Linked DNA regions of Homo sapiens: all the other regions are linked to region 1. Evidence: read pairs that join two places in POLR2A ChIA-PET (ENCODE). Cell type or tissue: HCT116. All regions are shown on one strand. Region 1 has its middle 15 kb from the start of NRDE2. Region 2 holds the start of LOC124903359 (a long non-coding RNA gene). Region 3 has its middle 18 kb from the start of CALM1.

Evidence for each region. ChIA-PET counts read pairs that join two places held together with the same protein. Peaks named below come from ENCODE experiments on the same cell type or tissue, not always from the same donor. Only the 100,000 strongest peaks of a DNase experiment are listed, where the experiment ranks them.
Region 2: POLR2A ChIA-PET joins it to region 1 with 5 read pairs; 3 of 35 experiments call an interaction of 5 or more read pairs at or near these places.
Region 3: POLR2A ChIA-PET joins it to region 1 with 5 read pairs; 6 of 35 experiments call an interaction of 5 or more read pairs at or near these places.

The regions. Positions count from the first base shown.
Region 1 is chr14:90,344,242-90,349,241 of GRCh38, forward strand. No RefSeq gene overlaps it. Among named protein-coding and RNA genes, the nearest start is that of NRDE2, 15 kb to the left of the region's middle. In HCT116, no CTCF peak of the experiment used is centred here; a DNase peak (open chromatin) is centred at 1,910.
Region 2 is chr14:90,503,072-90,508,071 of GRCh38, forward strand. It overlaps LOC124903359 (a long non-coding RNA gene), which reads left to right and starts at 2,673. Exons shown (of 2, transcript XR_007064301.1): 1 at 2,673-2,784; 2 at 4,937-5,000. In HCT116, no CTCF peak of the experiment used is centred here; no DNase peak of the experiment used is centred here.
Region 3 is chr14:90,412,818-90,417,817 of GRCh38, forward strand. No RefSeq gene overlaps it. Among named protein-coding and RNA genes, the nearest start is that of CALM1, 18 kb to the left of the region's middle. In HCT116, no CTCF peak of the experiment used is centred here; no DNase peak of the experiment used is centred here.

The sequences.
Region 1 (5,000 bases):
CAGCACATATTGGTATTGTACCTGATTGGTTTACCAACTAATTCAGTCCCAGGCATGACATCGCTTTCCCTTAGTGAAAAATCATCCCTATTTGCTTCTTATTTTGAAGGCGTTTTTGTATAGAAAGAATCAAAATTCAAGTCAGGGCCCTTAAATTCAAAGACCTCAGCAATGAAATGTTGCATGGTGGTGACAGTCATTTAGACGAAGCAACATTCCTAGTGCAGTTCTCCATCCTGCCTCATTAGAGATGCTTATGTCATGGACAGAACCTCCACAATGCAGCTTGATTGGCTTAAGCAGAAGACACAGATCTTTCCATGTTAGACTGAAAGGTGGCATCGAGGATGGAAATTCACCCCCTTATTTTTCACTATCCTCAAATGTTTAGCTAACGGATTCATCAGAACTAGTGAGAGCATAATGTCTTTCAACATCTCTCAGGAGTATCAAGCAGCTGATTGCAACTTTTCACATTCCCTCAGCATATGGGCTGTATAATCTACAGGGGATTCTGCAGAATATGCTGATAATGGTTTCCTCCTTGACCTTCAAGCTAATTATCAGCAGGGAATCTTTAATGCTTTAAAAATACATGTCGCTTATTTTGCTTGCAAGTCAGTGGTTTAATAAATGCCAGCGTATATGTTAAATTTTGTTAATGTTTAATATCTTTATCAGCCAAAGTGCATTAAAAATTAAAAGAAAATTAATTCCCACTTTCCCGTTTTTATGCTGTGGGGTAATGTTATTTTACATCGTGCTGTAGTGTTCTACAAATGGATGTTCAGTGCTTTGAATTAGTGAACTTGGTGATTTATTTACCACCTTGGGTGTTAGTCGTTACTTTTTCAATTACTGTAAACTTTATGCATCACAGCATGAGACTCTGAGAAAGCAGATAAACAGTGCTGGGGAGATTTTCTTTTAAATGGGATCACGTAATAAAGACAAAAGACTAAATTAGTATCTCTCATGTGCCAGCCAGCAACATTGGTTTCCATGTTTGTGAGCTTGTGAATAACCTTCCAGAAGTGAACCTTTCACAACCAGAATGCATGGGAAATCCTGGTCTTCTGCCTTTGAGTCACTGTACAAGTCATAGCAAGCCATCCTTATCCACACAGCTCAAAAGCAAGAATCTCTAGGATCCAGTGTATTAGCAAGAGGAAGCTGAGATTTTGACAGGACTGACATTGTGTCATATCATCCTACAAACCTTTCAAAGTGCCAGCAGTGATTGCTATGCTATGCACCAATACCTCAATGTGTCCATGCATTTGATTTCTTTTCCTATTTATTTTATTTATTTATTCATTTATTTATTGGAGATGGAGTCTCCCTCTGTCGCCCTGGCTGGAGTGCATTGGAGCCATCTCAGCTCATTGCAAGCTCCGCCTCCTGGGTTCACGCCATTCTCTTGCCTCAGCCTCCTGTATAGCTGGGACTACAGGCGCCTGCCACCATACCTGGCTAATTTTTTTGTATTTTTAATAGAGATGAGGTTTCACCGTGTTCAGCAGGATGGTCTCGAACTCCTGACCTCATGATCCACCCGCCTCAGCCTCCCAAAGTGCTGGGATTACAGGCGTGAGCCACCACACCCGGCCCTCCTATTTATTTTATATAGCCCTGACAAGATTCCTAGCACTGTCCTGGGCTCTAGGGGTTGAGAGCATATAACACCGAGATGACATGCCCCTGGGGGAGGTTTTAATCTCCTGGAAACCCTGTGTCATTACCAGGAGGGGCATGCCACTGGAACATGGTCCCTGCTGTAAAACTCACAGGGAGGTGAGGCTGAGGCAAAGAAAGGTTAGAGGAGGCCTCATTGGGCTGCTTCCAGAATCACTACTAGAGCAGTGGGGAGCGAGGAGGAGCCGTTGGCAAGGTGACAGAAGCCGCAAATGGGCTCAGTGGGAGTCCAAATTCAGCACCTGCAAGCCCTGCTGGCCTGACTGTGGTAAACACACAGCCACAGGGATTCCAAGTAGTCCCTGGACTGAAGGTTTCTTCCAGTCTGTTCAGCCCACTCTGCCTGGTGGTCCTAGACCTACAGGTATTTAAAATGTGCCAATAAAAAACAAAAGGAAAAAAATGTGCCACTTGAAAGGAAAGTGTTTCAGGACAGGTGTGGCGACTCATACCTTTAATCCCAGTGATTAGAGAGGCAAACCCAGCATTTTAGCTTGAGCCCAGGGGTTCAAGACCAGCCTGGGCAACATAACCCACTTGTCTTTCTTTTTTTTTTTTTTTTTTGAGACGGAGTTTCGCTCTTGTTGCCCAGGCTGGAGTGGAGTGGCACTATCTCAGCTCACTGCAACCTTTGCCTCCCAGGTTCAAGCAATTCTCCTGCCTCAGCCTCCTGAGTACTGGGATTACAGGTGCCCGCCACCACACCCAGCTCATTTTTGTATTTTTAGTAGAGACGGGGTTTCACCATGTTGGCCAGACTGATCTTGAACTCCTGGCCTCAGGTTATCCTCGTGCCTCAGCCTCCCAAAGTGCTGGGATTACAGGCATGAGCCAACACACCTGGCTTTTTTTTTTTAATAAGGGGAAAAAATTTATTAGGTCCAGAAATCAAAGATGACTTAGGGTAGAATTATGATTACATGCAGAATTGGATGGTTAGAAATGAAACCAATCTATTTAAGTCCAGCCTAAGGTTCTGATAGCCAATCAGTAGACACAATGAGAGTAGTAGTATTCCTAGAAACCCGGATAAATCTCCAACTTGCGTGAGTTTAATGAACCAGGTAGATTATTGTATATCTGCCCTTATCCCATTCTCAGTCAGATGAATTTTCTTGCTCATGAAGTCCACATTGAAAACAGCATGCTCAGAAATGGGAGTGAAACCCCCTTCTCTACAAAGAATTTAAAAGTCCCAACTACTCAGGAGGCTGAGGTGGGAGGATGGCTTGAGCCTGGGAGTTTGAGGCTTGAGCTCCTTCCCTGCGTCCTCCTTGACTTAAACCTCTCCCTTTGATGAGGCCTGTGTAAGATCCTCCAGGAACTCCTCACTCAGGACAGGTTCCCACCCAGCTGACCCTGGTTCCTCCAGCTGAGCAGAACCAAGGCAGGTTTGGATCATTTGCTTTTTTGGGGCCAAGGAGAAAAATCTTTGGCTTCAAGTCTTACTGTTGTGGACCCAGGAAATCTGAGACAGGTCTCAGTTAATTTAGAAAGTTTATTTTGTCAAGGTTGAGGATGCGCCTGTGACACAGCCTTGGGAAGTCCTGATGACATGTGCCCAAGGTGGTCGGGACACAGCTTGGCTTTTTTTTTTTTTCTTTTTGAGATGGAGTCTCGCTCTGTCACCCAGGCTGGAGTGCAGTGGCTCAGTCTCGGCTCACTGCAAGCTCCGCCTCCCGGGTTCACACCATTCTCCTGCCTCAGCCTCCTGAGTAGCTGGGACTACAGGCGCCCACCACCATGCCCGGCTAATTTTTTGTATTTTTAGTAGAGACGGGGTTTCACCGTGTTAGCCAGGATGGTCTCAATCTCCTGACCTCGTGATCCGCCCGCCTCGGCCTCCCAAAGTGCTGGGGAGCCACCGCGCCCGGCCTACTTGGCTTTATACATTTTAGGGAGACACGAGATATCAATCAGTATATGTAAGAAGTATATTGGCTCCATCTGGAAAGGCAGAACAACATGAAGCAAAGGCAGGAAACAGGGAGGGAGCTTCCAGGTCACAGATAGGTGAGACACAAATGGCTGCATTCTTTTGAGTTTCTGATTAGCCGTTTCAAAGGAGGCAATCAGATATGCATATGGCTGGGCATGGTGGCTCACACCTGTAATCCCAGCACTTTGGGAGGCCAAGGTGGGCAGATCACTTGAAGTCAGGAATTGGAGACCAGCCTGGCCAACATGGTGAAACCCCGTCTTTACCAAAAAATAGAAAAATTAGCTGGGCATGGTGGCGCAAGCCTGTAATCCCAGCTACTCAGGAGGCGGAGGCAGGAGAATCGCTCGAACCGGGAGGCGGAGGTTGCAGTGAGCTGAGATCGCACCACTGCACTCCAGACTGGGTGACAGAGCAAGACTCTTCATACATAAATAAACAAATGACAGACTTTGGGAGGTCAAAGACGAGGCATTCCTTGAGGCCAGGAGTTCGAGGCTGCAGTAAGCTATGACTGTGTCACTAGCCTGGGCAGCAGAGTGAGTATAAAATAAATAAATAAATAAAATAAATTAAAATAAAAAAATAAAATGAATAAATAAATAAAATAAAATAATTCCAGTTTTTGCAAGTTCTGGAGAGTGACAGTCTTTTAGGCCTATTATGCCATAACCATCCTAATGGGTTCCAAAGGCTATGTAGCCCTTGGGAAGTAAAGATTGCTTTTGGCCTCTGAAACTGACACAGAAAGTTATTTTAGCAAATAAACCTCTCTGCCCAGAAATACCAAAATAATGCATTCTAACGTGTCTACTTTCCGGGTTCTTCAGATAAGTGTAGGTTATATATAGTGAACAGAGGGTGTAGGTTCTGAGAGTCATGACTAGCATTCATATCTGGGGTTCATATGGCATGGTCAGTCCCAGCCTGGACCCATGCAGTGTTCTACGTGGCCTGTCCAAGGACCACCAGACCACCAGACCCTTCGGGAAGGTGGCAACGGCCTGGGAGGGAGACTGAGGGAAGATTCAGAGAGACCTCCCATCTCAGTGTCTGGAATAGGTGTGTCACTTTGCTCCCAGTCAGAACTGATGAATTCCCCAAATCCAAATGTCAGAGTTACGATTTCTTGAACAAGGTGGACGACAGCCCCAGATATTTTGGAAACTAACCATATTGTTTTCCCTTACCTCTCTTAGGAGAGCAGTTACCAAAGAGTTCCCATCTGAGTACAGGTTACAGGGTCAATAGACACTGATGCTCCAGCTGTCAAGGGAGTGATTTAGGCAGAGAATCTAGAACAGCAAAGAGACGTGCTATTTCGACTTCGACTCACACTGCCTCCATGCAGCAAAGAGGTTCTGGA
Region 2 (5,000 bases), 160 kb after region 1:
GATTCTATTAATAGTGAGATAAATTAATGGAAGGATGAAAGGAAATAAAGGATGAAATGATGGATGGATGTTTGGATGGACTGATGGAAGAATGAAAGGCTGAAAGGAACAATGTAAGAGGTTAGAGAAGGAAGAATGGAAGGATGGGTGAATTAATGGCTGGATGCCTGGATTCATGGCTAGACGTGAGAGTTCTTATGCCCCTTCAGCTGGTCAGCTCCCTCAGAAGGCAGTCTGGAACTCCCAGGTGGCCCCTGCAGCCGGCCTCCATTGCCAGATCTGCTACATTTATCTTGTATATTTTGACTTTAGTCAATAAACAAGTAATCTATTTGTGGTTATTAAGGAAAACTAGAATGCTAGAGGCCAGTTAGCCTAATAGATTCAAGGTGGTTTCAGAGGACATGGGCTCAGCCTGTCGAGGTCATGTCCGGGTCCTGCGATACCTAACGAGCTCAGCTCAGCTAACTCCACCCAGAGCTCTGCATTCTGCTTTCCACTTCCCATCTCTCCCAGGAGGTTCGTTCAGAGCAAGGTCTGCCTGACCGCTAACCTAGGGAGAGATTTTTCATGGAACGCATGAGAAAGGGAAATGACCTCAACCAAGGGTTGAGGCTGGGGAGGCCTGGGCAGGGGCGGCTGCCTTTCCATACCGAATGTGACCCTGGGCACATTCTGGAGCAGGAAGAAGAGATCTGGCCCAGTGCCAGCACCCAGGCACCCTGCCAGGGCCATGACACAGAAAATGTTGGGCAGCATTGGTCTGGGTGCCCAGGGAACCCTTGGGGGAGGTGAGCAGGCAGGTCAGGCTGCCCTCATTGAACCCAGAACAGGGCCTGGGTGTGGAGGAGTCTGTGCCCTTGGTCCCTGGTGCCCTCACCTCCTCCCCCATGGTGAAGGTCCAATAGCTGAGCCTCTATGGTGTCCCCAGCCCTCTCCTCTCCTGGTAGCACTTTCTGCTCTCTTTCTTTTTTATCTATTTATCTATATCTGTCTATCGATGTATTTATTTTATTTTATTTTATTTGAGACACAGTCTTGCTCTGCCACCCAGGCTGGAGTGCAATGGCACGATCTTGGCTCACTGCAACCTCTGCTTCCAGGGTTCAAGCCATTCTCATGCCTCAGCCTCCTAAGTAGCTGGAACTACAAGCACACGCCACCACACCCGGCTGATTTTTATGTTTTTAGTAGAGGCGGTGTTTCACCGTGTTGGCCAAGCTGGTCTCGAACTCCTGACCTCAGGTGATCTGCCCACCTCAGCCTCCCAAAGTGCTGGGATTGCAGGCATGAGCCACTATACCTGGCCTATTTATTTATTTTAGAGACAGAGTCTTGCTCTGTCACCCAGGCTAGAGTGCAGTGGCACCATCATAGCTGAGTGCAGTCTCAAATTACTGGTCTTAAGCAATCCTCCTATCTCAGCCTCCCAAGTAGCTGGGTCTACAGGCATGCAGCATCATGCTTGGCTAATTTTTACATTTTTCATAGAGACAGGATCGCACTATGTCGCCCAGGGTGGTCTCCAACTTCTGGGCTCAAGCAATTCTCCCACCTTGGTCTCCCAAAGCGCTGAGATTACAGGCATGAGCCAACCGTTCCCGGCCCCCTGCTCTTTTTCTCAGCTCCTCACACACCAACTTCACTAATCAAGTTTCCAGAAGATGCTTGCACACCTGTGGTATCCACACACTGCCCCGCATCTCTGCATCCCAGGTGGGCGGCCATGACCCAGAAGATCCATGCCTGGGATCCCAGCCACTCCCTTCTCCAATGTCCTTCCATGCACAGTCCCCACGCTGGGACACCTGGCAGTCACTTCCCCTGGAACTTCCACCTTCACCCTCTCAGCGAGCCTTCCAGCAGCCCTGGGTGGGGGTCAAGCGGGGGGGCCTGGAGTTTCTATTACACAGACACGGACCCAGAACCAAAGGCAAGAGAGGTCAGAAGAGGCCACACAGTTTAGTGACCGAGGGATACAGATTCTGGAAGTTTCCATCGAAGAGAGGTAAAGACTTCCCTGTTTGGCCAGGCACAATGGCTCATGCCTGTAATCCCAGCATTTTGGGAGGCCCAGGCAGGCGGATCACCTGAGGTCGGGAGTTTGACACCAGCCTGACTAAAATAGAGAAACCCCATCTCTACTAAAAATACAAAAATTAGCCGGGCATGGTGGCACATGCCTGTAATCCCAGCTACTCGGGAGGCTGAGGCAGGAGAATCGCTTGAACCCGGAAGGTGGAGGTTGCAGTGAGCCAAGATCGTGCCATTGCACTCCAGCCTGGGCAAAAAGAACAAAACTCCATCTCAAAAAAAAAAAAAAAAAAAAAAAAAAGACTTCCCTGTTTTAGCCTCTCCATCTAAGTATGTGAGTCCTGCTGCCTGTTTTCTTTAAGTAAAACAAAGCAGATATTTTCAAACTGCAACTTAGTTTTTGTTTTCTCCGTTTCTTTCTGGAAAACAATTCAGAGATTGCCTTCCATGCTTCACGACCACAGAGACTGAGCAAACCTCTGCTTCGGAAAGTCGGGGGCAAGTCCAAGTTTCCCAGGGAGGCCGGCCCTGCCATGCGGGGTTGGGTTTTCTTGCCTTCTCTTGTGCAGAGTTGGCCAATCCCTGCCGCCAGGCCTCAGACACTCAGCCCTTTGTGGGCCTTGCACCCACTGCGGTTTTTAATGTTGTTATTTTTCAGAGTTAAAAATCTGCGGTTTTTAATTGCACCTGAGGATGCCCCCCTGCTCTGTTCCTAGCTGGTGTTCGACAGGCGGAACGGAAGGATTGAAGGTAAGATTCCAGGCCTTCTGTGTTGGGGTGGTCATTCACGAAAACACACAGCAATATGTATTTACGCAAGCAGAGACGTGTCATAGAAATCTTTATGGAGAACTAGGCATAAAGTCTAATTTTAAAACATGTGTTTGTATAAATTCATCTTTTTATTATTTATTTGTTTATTGACACGGGGTCTTGCTCCAGGCTAAAGTTCAGTGGCGTGATCATAGCTCACCACAGCCTCCAACTCCTGGGTTCAAGCGATCCTCTTGCCTCAGCCCCCTGAGTAGCTGGGACTACAGGTGCACACCACCACGCTTGGCTAATTTTTAAAAAATTGTTTTGGGCCAGGCACGGTAGCTCATGCCTGTAATCCCAGCACTTTGGAAGGCCGAGGCAGGTGGATCACGAGGTCAGGAGTGGGAGACCAGCCTGACCAACATGGTGAAACCCTGTCTCTACTAAAAATACCAAAATTAGCCGGGCATGGTGGTACGTGCCTGTAATCCCAGCTACTCAGGAGGCTGAGGCAGGAGAATCACTTGAACCCAGGAGGCAGAGGTTGCAGTGAGCTGAGATTGCGTCACCGCACTCCAGCCTGGGTGACAGAGTGAGACTCAATCTCCAAAAAAAAAAAATTTTTTTTTTTACACAGAGGATCTGGCTACATTGCCCAGGCTGGTCTCAAGCTCCTGGGCTCAAGCAATCCTTGTGCCTAGGTCTCCCAAAACACTGGGATTTACAGGCGTGAGCCACTGTGCTCAGCCTGAATTAATATTTGAATTGCACAAATTTATAGCAAATGTGTGAAAGTATTATACTTTGGGATTATTACTGCTCATCTTTAAGAGCCTGGCCTTCTGATAGGCCTCCTTGCCCCTTCCAATCTGCTTTCAGCAGCAGCTGAGTGATTGGGGTGAAACTTAAGGCACACACATTTAGGAGAGCATCAGAAAACTTCCTCTGTAAAGGGCCAGAGGGTAAATATTTTAAACTTTGCGAGTCATACAGTCTCCACTGTAGTAACTCAACTACTCTGCCAGTATAGCACAAAAGCGGCCAAGCACAACAGTAAATGAATGGGTGTGGCTGTGTTCCAATAAAACTTTATTTGCACAAAGAAGTGGTGGGCCAGATTTGGCCTTTGGGCTGTAGTTCGCCACCCCCTGGTTTAGAAAAAGGACACATATAAATGACCAAAATGGTGAGCGTTCAAGAGGTAGTGGCGCGTGTATATGGACTGAGGAAAGAACTGGGTGGGATTGGTTTAGTGTGAAGACTCAGAGAGTTAGGCATCCACCCCTAAAACACCAAGGGATGGTGACAGATCCATTCAATGGCCCCAGAGCCCAACTGTAATGCGGGGGACGTAGCAAAGAGACTTATGTTCATTCACGACAAGAAAGACCCGATAAGCAATGAAGGGGTGAGTCCCATATTCTTAGAGGCATGCAAGCAGAGGCTGGGGGTTGGGGAGAATTGTTCTTTTTTTTAAAAAAAATTATTTTTATTTTAAGTTCCGGGGTACATGTGCAGGATGTGCAGGTTTGTTACATGTTACATAGGTTAACGTGGGCCATGGTGGTGGGGGAGAACTGTTCTTATACATCCAGTCCTGCTCTTAGAGTGAGAGAGGTTCTCTGTTCCTGCTCAAAACTCTCCACAGTCCCTGCTTTGCTCAAGGCAGAGGCCAAAGTCCCCGCTAAGGCTGACCACCTGCCCGTCCTGGCCCCACTGCCTGACCGCCCTCACCTCGCACTCTCCTCCCTCTCTCAACTCCAGCTCTGCTGCTTCTGAGTTGTGGCCCAAGCCCCTGACATCCCCCACCTCAGTGCCTCTGCTCAGGCTATCCCTCTCCTGGAGTCTCATCCCCAGACGTCACCGCAGAGGGGACCAGACATGTGGGGAGAGGACCCTCTTGTCACTCAGCCCTCTCCCTGCCTGCCCTGGTCCTTGACTGCTTGTTCTCCTTAGCGCTCACCTCCACTTAACGCGCCATTGCATTTATTTATTTGCTCGATGGTCTGGCTTCCCCTACTAGAATGTCAGCTCCATGAGGCAGGGACTGGTGTCTGTGGTTCACGTCTGGATTCCCAGTGTTTAGTGCCTGGCTCACAGTAGGTTTGCAATAAATATTTACTAATATGGCGGTTGTCTTTTCCAGAGCTGACCACAATACCTCCCAAGCCACTGTGCTTCTTACAGCATGGCGCCAATACCCGTCCCTT
Region 3 (5,000 bases), 69 kb after region 1:
TCTTTGAGAGAAATCAACAAGATGTAGTGAAATTTACCCAGGCTGTGTATTCAAACATCTGTGTTCAAATCCTGGAATTACTGGCATGTGCCACCACACCCAGCTAATTTTTGTATTTTTAGTAGAGATGGGGTTTTGCCATGTTGGCCGGGCTGGTCTCGAACTCCTGGCCTCAAGTGATCTGCCTGCCTCTGCCTTCCAAAGTGTTGGGATTACAGGTATGAGCCACCATGCCTGGCCTACAACATATACCAACTTTAATATGTAAGAACTGATGCAGGCATAGCATGAAAATGCATCAAGTAAGAATTAACAATGGTAAGAATAAGAAATCCATTATTATAGAGATTTTAATATACTTCTGGTAATTGAGAAATCAACCAGACAATAGAAGATTTGAACCACAGAATTAACAAGTTTGATCTCTTGTATATACATAGAACATTAGACCCAGCAAGTAGAGAATGCACATTTGAAATATTAAATATTAATCAGCACTATTATTAATCACAAATTAATAAACAATATAACTATGTGGTTATAATATATAATTGTAAATACAAATATATAATTATATAAACAACAAATTAATGATATTAGTGTAATAAAGTTACTAACAAATATCAATTAAGAAGATATTAATTAAATAGATAATTAGGATTGACTACCTGTTAGATCATAGGGTAAATCTCAACAACTACTTTAAAAATCCTATCATATTGACCTAGAAAATAATTCCAAAAATACAACTTTAAAAATAACTGTTTAGAAAATTAAAATCCACTTCTAATAACACATGGGTAAGAAGAAATCATAACGAAAATCTAGAAAATATTTAGGATTGAATGAAAGAAAATTCTACATTTCAAAATGAGGTACAACTTAAGCAGTACTTAGAAATGTATAGCCTTGGCCGGGTGTGGCGGCTCATGCCTGTAATCCCAGCACTTTGGGAGGCCAAGGTGGGTGGATCACCTGAGGTCAGGAGTTCGAGACCAGCCTGGCCAACAAGGTGAAACCTTGTTTCTACTCAAAACACAAAAATTAGCTGGGTGTGGTGGCAGGCACCTGTAGTCCCAGCTACTCAGGAGGCTGAGGCATGAGAATCGCTTGAACCTGGGCAGTGGAGGTTGCAGTGATCTGAGATTGTGCCGCTGCTCTCCAGCCTGGGCAACAGAGCAAGACTCCATCTAAAAAAAAAAATTTATAGCCTTAAAATGCTTATAATGGAAAAGTAGAAAGGCTAAAAATAAATAAGCTAAGCATCCAACTTAGGCTAGCAAAAGAATAGAATAAGCTCAAAGAAAGTAGAAGGAAAGTATCAAGGATAACCACAGAAATTAATGAGAAACAAAACAAAGAAGATCGACACAGACAAAAAGTGGGCTCTTTTACAAAAAGCATGGCAGTTTGTCAAAAAAATTAAACATGGAATTACCATATGATCCAGCAATTCCAATTCTGGTTACAGACCCAAAAGAATTGAAAGCAGGGACTTAAATAGATATTTGTACACTTATATTCATAGCAACATTTTTCGAAATAGGCAAAGGTGGAAGCACCCAAATGTCCACTGACGGAAGGAAAGATAAAATATGGTACAGACATAGAAGAGAATATTATTCAGCCTTTAAAAGTAAGGGAATTCTGACACATGCTACAATGCGGATGAATCTTGAAGACAGGCTAAGTGAAATAAGCCAGGCACAACAAAACAAATACTGTATGATTCCATTTATATGAAGTACTTAGGGTAGTGAAATTCACACAGAAAGTAGAATGGATGGTTGCCACAGACAAGGGAATGAGGCGTTATTGTTTGATGGGTATAGAGTTTCAGTTTTGTAGAATGAAAAACTTCTGGGCCGGCTGCAGTGGCTCAAACCTGTAATCCCAGCACTTTGGGAGGCTGGGGTGGGTGGATCACCTGAGGTCAAGAGTTCAAGACCAGCCTGGCCAACACAGTGAAACCCTGTCTCTACTAGAAATACAAAAATTAGCCAAGCATGGTGGCACATGCCTGTAGTCCCAGCTACTTGGGAGGCTGAGGTGGGAGAATCGCTTGAACCCAGGAGGCAGAAGTTGCAGTGAGCCAAGATCACACCACTGCACACCAGTCTGGGTGACAAGAGACAAAAACAAAAACAAAAAAAAGCAAACTTGTGGAGATGGATGGTGGTGATGGCTGCACAACAGTGTGAATATACTTAATGTCACCGAGCTGTATACTTAACAATGGTTAAAATGATTAATTTTATATGTTTTACCACAATTTTTTTTAAAGTCAAGAAAGTGATGAGAACATTACAGAAACCTAATGTTATCCTGGAACCTGCTTATATTGCAGGCGATGTTTCATGTATCATTGATTATTTTCTCCTATTATTGCATTCACTCATATGCTGTTTAATTATTATAGCTTTAAAATAAAATCTAATTTCTGGTGTTTCAAGTGAAAAAAAGATTATTAGACAAACTTCAGGGAGTGCTGATTTTTTAAAAAATGGTTCTTTTTGTTTGTTTGTTTTAGAGACAGGGTCTTGTTCTGTCATCCAGGCTGGAGTGCAGTAGTGCAATCATAAACCAGAGATTTTTTTTTTAAGTGTATTATTAAAAAGTTGATGTGGCCAAGCGCAGTGGCTCATGCCTGTAATCCCAGCACGATGGGATGCTGATGTGGGAGAATAGCTTGAGGCCAGGAGTTTGAGACTAGCCTGGGCAATATAGCTACACCCCCTCTGTGTAAAAAAAAAAATAAGAAAAGAAAAGAAAAGATTGATGCTAGTAAATATGAAGATGCATAAAATGGACAATTTCCTAAATTTCCTAGAAAATGGACTCAAGTAGAAATCGAAAATTTAAAATAAACTGTTCAAGAAATTGAAGCAGTAGTTTAAAGTATATGTATTTGTGATGGATGCTTATAAAATGATGTTACTTTCCCACTGAATGAGGGAAATCTTTGTCCCATAATTTTTTTTTTTTTTTTTTTTTGATATGGAGTCTCACTGTGTCGCCCAGGCTGGAGTGCAGTGGCGCGATCTTGGCTTACCGCAACCTCCGCCTCCCAGGTTCAACCAATTCTCCCACCTCAGCCTCCCAAGTAGCTGGGATTACAGGCGCGTGCTAACACACCCAGCTATTTTTTTTTTTTTTGTATTTTTAGTAGAGACAGGGTTTTGCCATGTTGCCCAGACTGGTCTTGAATGCCTGGCCTCAAGTGATCCACCCACCTTGGCCTCCCAAAGGGCTGGGATTATAAGCATGAGCCACTGCACCTGGCCAACTGGGCCATTCTTTCTGCCATCCCCATCCAGGTGCCAGACATGTAAGCGAGGCCATTTTGGATCCTCTAGACGAGGTCATTCACCAGCTGAATAACACCAGGTAGCCTCAGTTGACCTACACAGAGTGGAAGAACCATCCAGCTGAACTCTGCTTGAATTCTTCACCCACAAAATCACGAGATAAAATAAAATAGTGGTTGTTTTAAGCTCCATACCATATGGAGTCCTCTGTTTTGAACTAATAGATAAAGCACTACTGAAAACAAAACAATTATCCCAGAGAATTTAAAAAAAATCACACTGTGACTTTTTACCTATTCTTGATAAATTCTTCCAGAAAAATAGAATTTAAAAAAAAGAGCTTATATTAAGACCAATTACCACACAAGAACAGAAGAAGGAAAAAAAATTACAGGCTGGTCTTATGTACATAGATGCAAAAATATACAAATCTAAATATTAAACTTAATTTAGCAGTGCATTAAATAAAACATATCATGACCATGTTGGTTTTCACCCAACCATTCAACGCTTATTTCAGTGGAAGAATTGAGTCCCATGAGGGGAAGAACAGGCTAACAACCAAGCCCATGGAAGGGCAGATGTCCTGTGGCTTCTTCGGCTTTTCTGGAACTGAGGACTCCCACTCCTCCATCAAGACTCTGTCTCTCTTGTCTCGTGCCTTGCCTTCCTTCCCATTTCCTGCAGTCTGGCTTTTCCCTACAGCAGGAAACGTGGCCAGCACGATTTCTAAGCTTTACGTCCTACAGCTTTAGCCAGGCAGAGATAATCTGGCTCAGTTCCAGTTGCAACACTTGTCATTTTTATTATTTTTTTAGAGATGAGGTCTCACTGTGTTGCTCTGGCTGGCCTCAAACTCCTGGGTTCAAGCACTCCTCCCACCTCAGCATCCCTAATAGCTGGGACTACAGGCGCACGCCCCCACACCTAGTTCCAGTTTCATTTTTGAGAAAGGATTCTGGTACAGTTTAGCTAAGCTGCCCACCCTTGGACCAATCAACTGTAACAGGAATTGGAGTCTAGAGAAAGGACTGTGTATCAGTTTTCCTCACGGGTTTGGGGGAGGTGGGGAGGTCAGCAAGTTGATGGCAGGGTTCGGTCCTGGAGGAATGGTCCTGGCTGGAGAGTCAAGGCAGAACCCAAGAGGCTTTAATGTAATGTTGTTCTGATTGTATTCTTATAGAGTCTAGCATATAGCAAAATTTAATACATTATAGCTTTTTTATTTTAAAATATTACAGTATAATTGCCTTTCTCCCTTGTTTTTTTGTTTTTTTGTTTTTTTTTTGAGATGGAGTCTCACTCTGTTGCCCAGGCTGGAGTCCAGTGGCAAGATCTCAGCTCACTGCGACCTCTGCCTCCCGGGTTCAAGCAATTCTCCTGCCTCAGCCTCCTGAGTAGCTGGGACTACAGGTATGTGCCACCACGCCCAGCTGATTTTTTGTGTTTTTAGTAGAGATGGGGTTTCACTGGGCTAGCCAGGATGGTCTTGATCTCCTGACCTCACGATCCACCCACCTCAGCCTCCCAAAGTGCTGGGATTACAGGCGTGAGCCACCATGCCTGGCCCATTGTTTTTATTTATTTGTTTGTTTATTTATTTTTTATAGAGGAGGGATCTCACTATGTTGCCCAGACTGGTCTCGAACTCCCGGGCTAAAGTGATCCTCCTGCCTCTGCCTCCCAAAATGC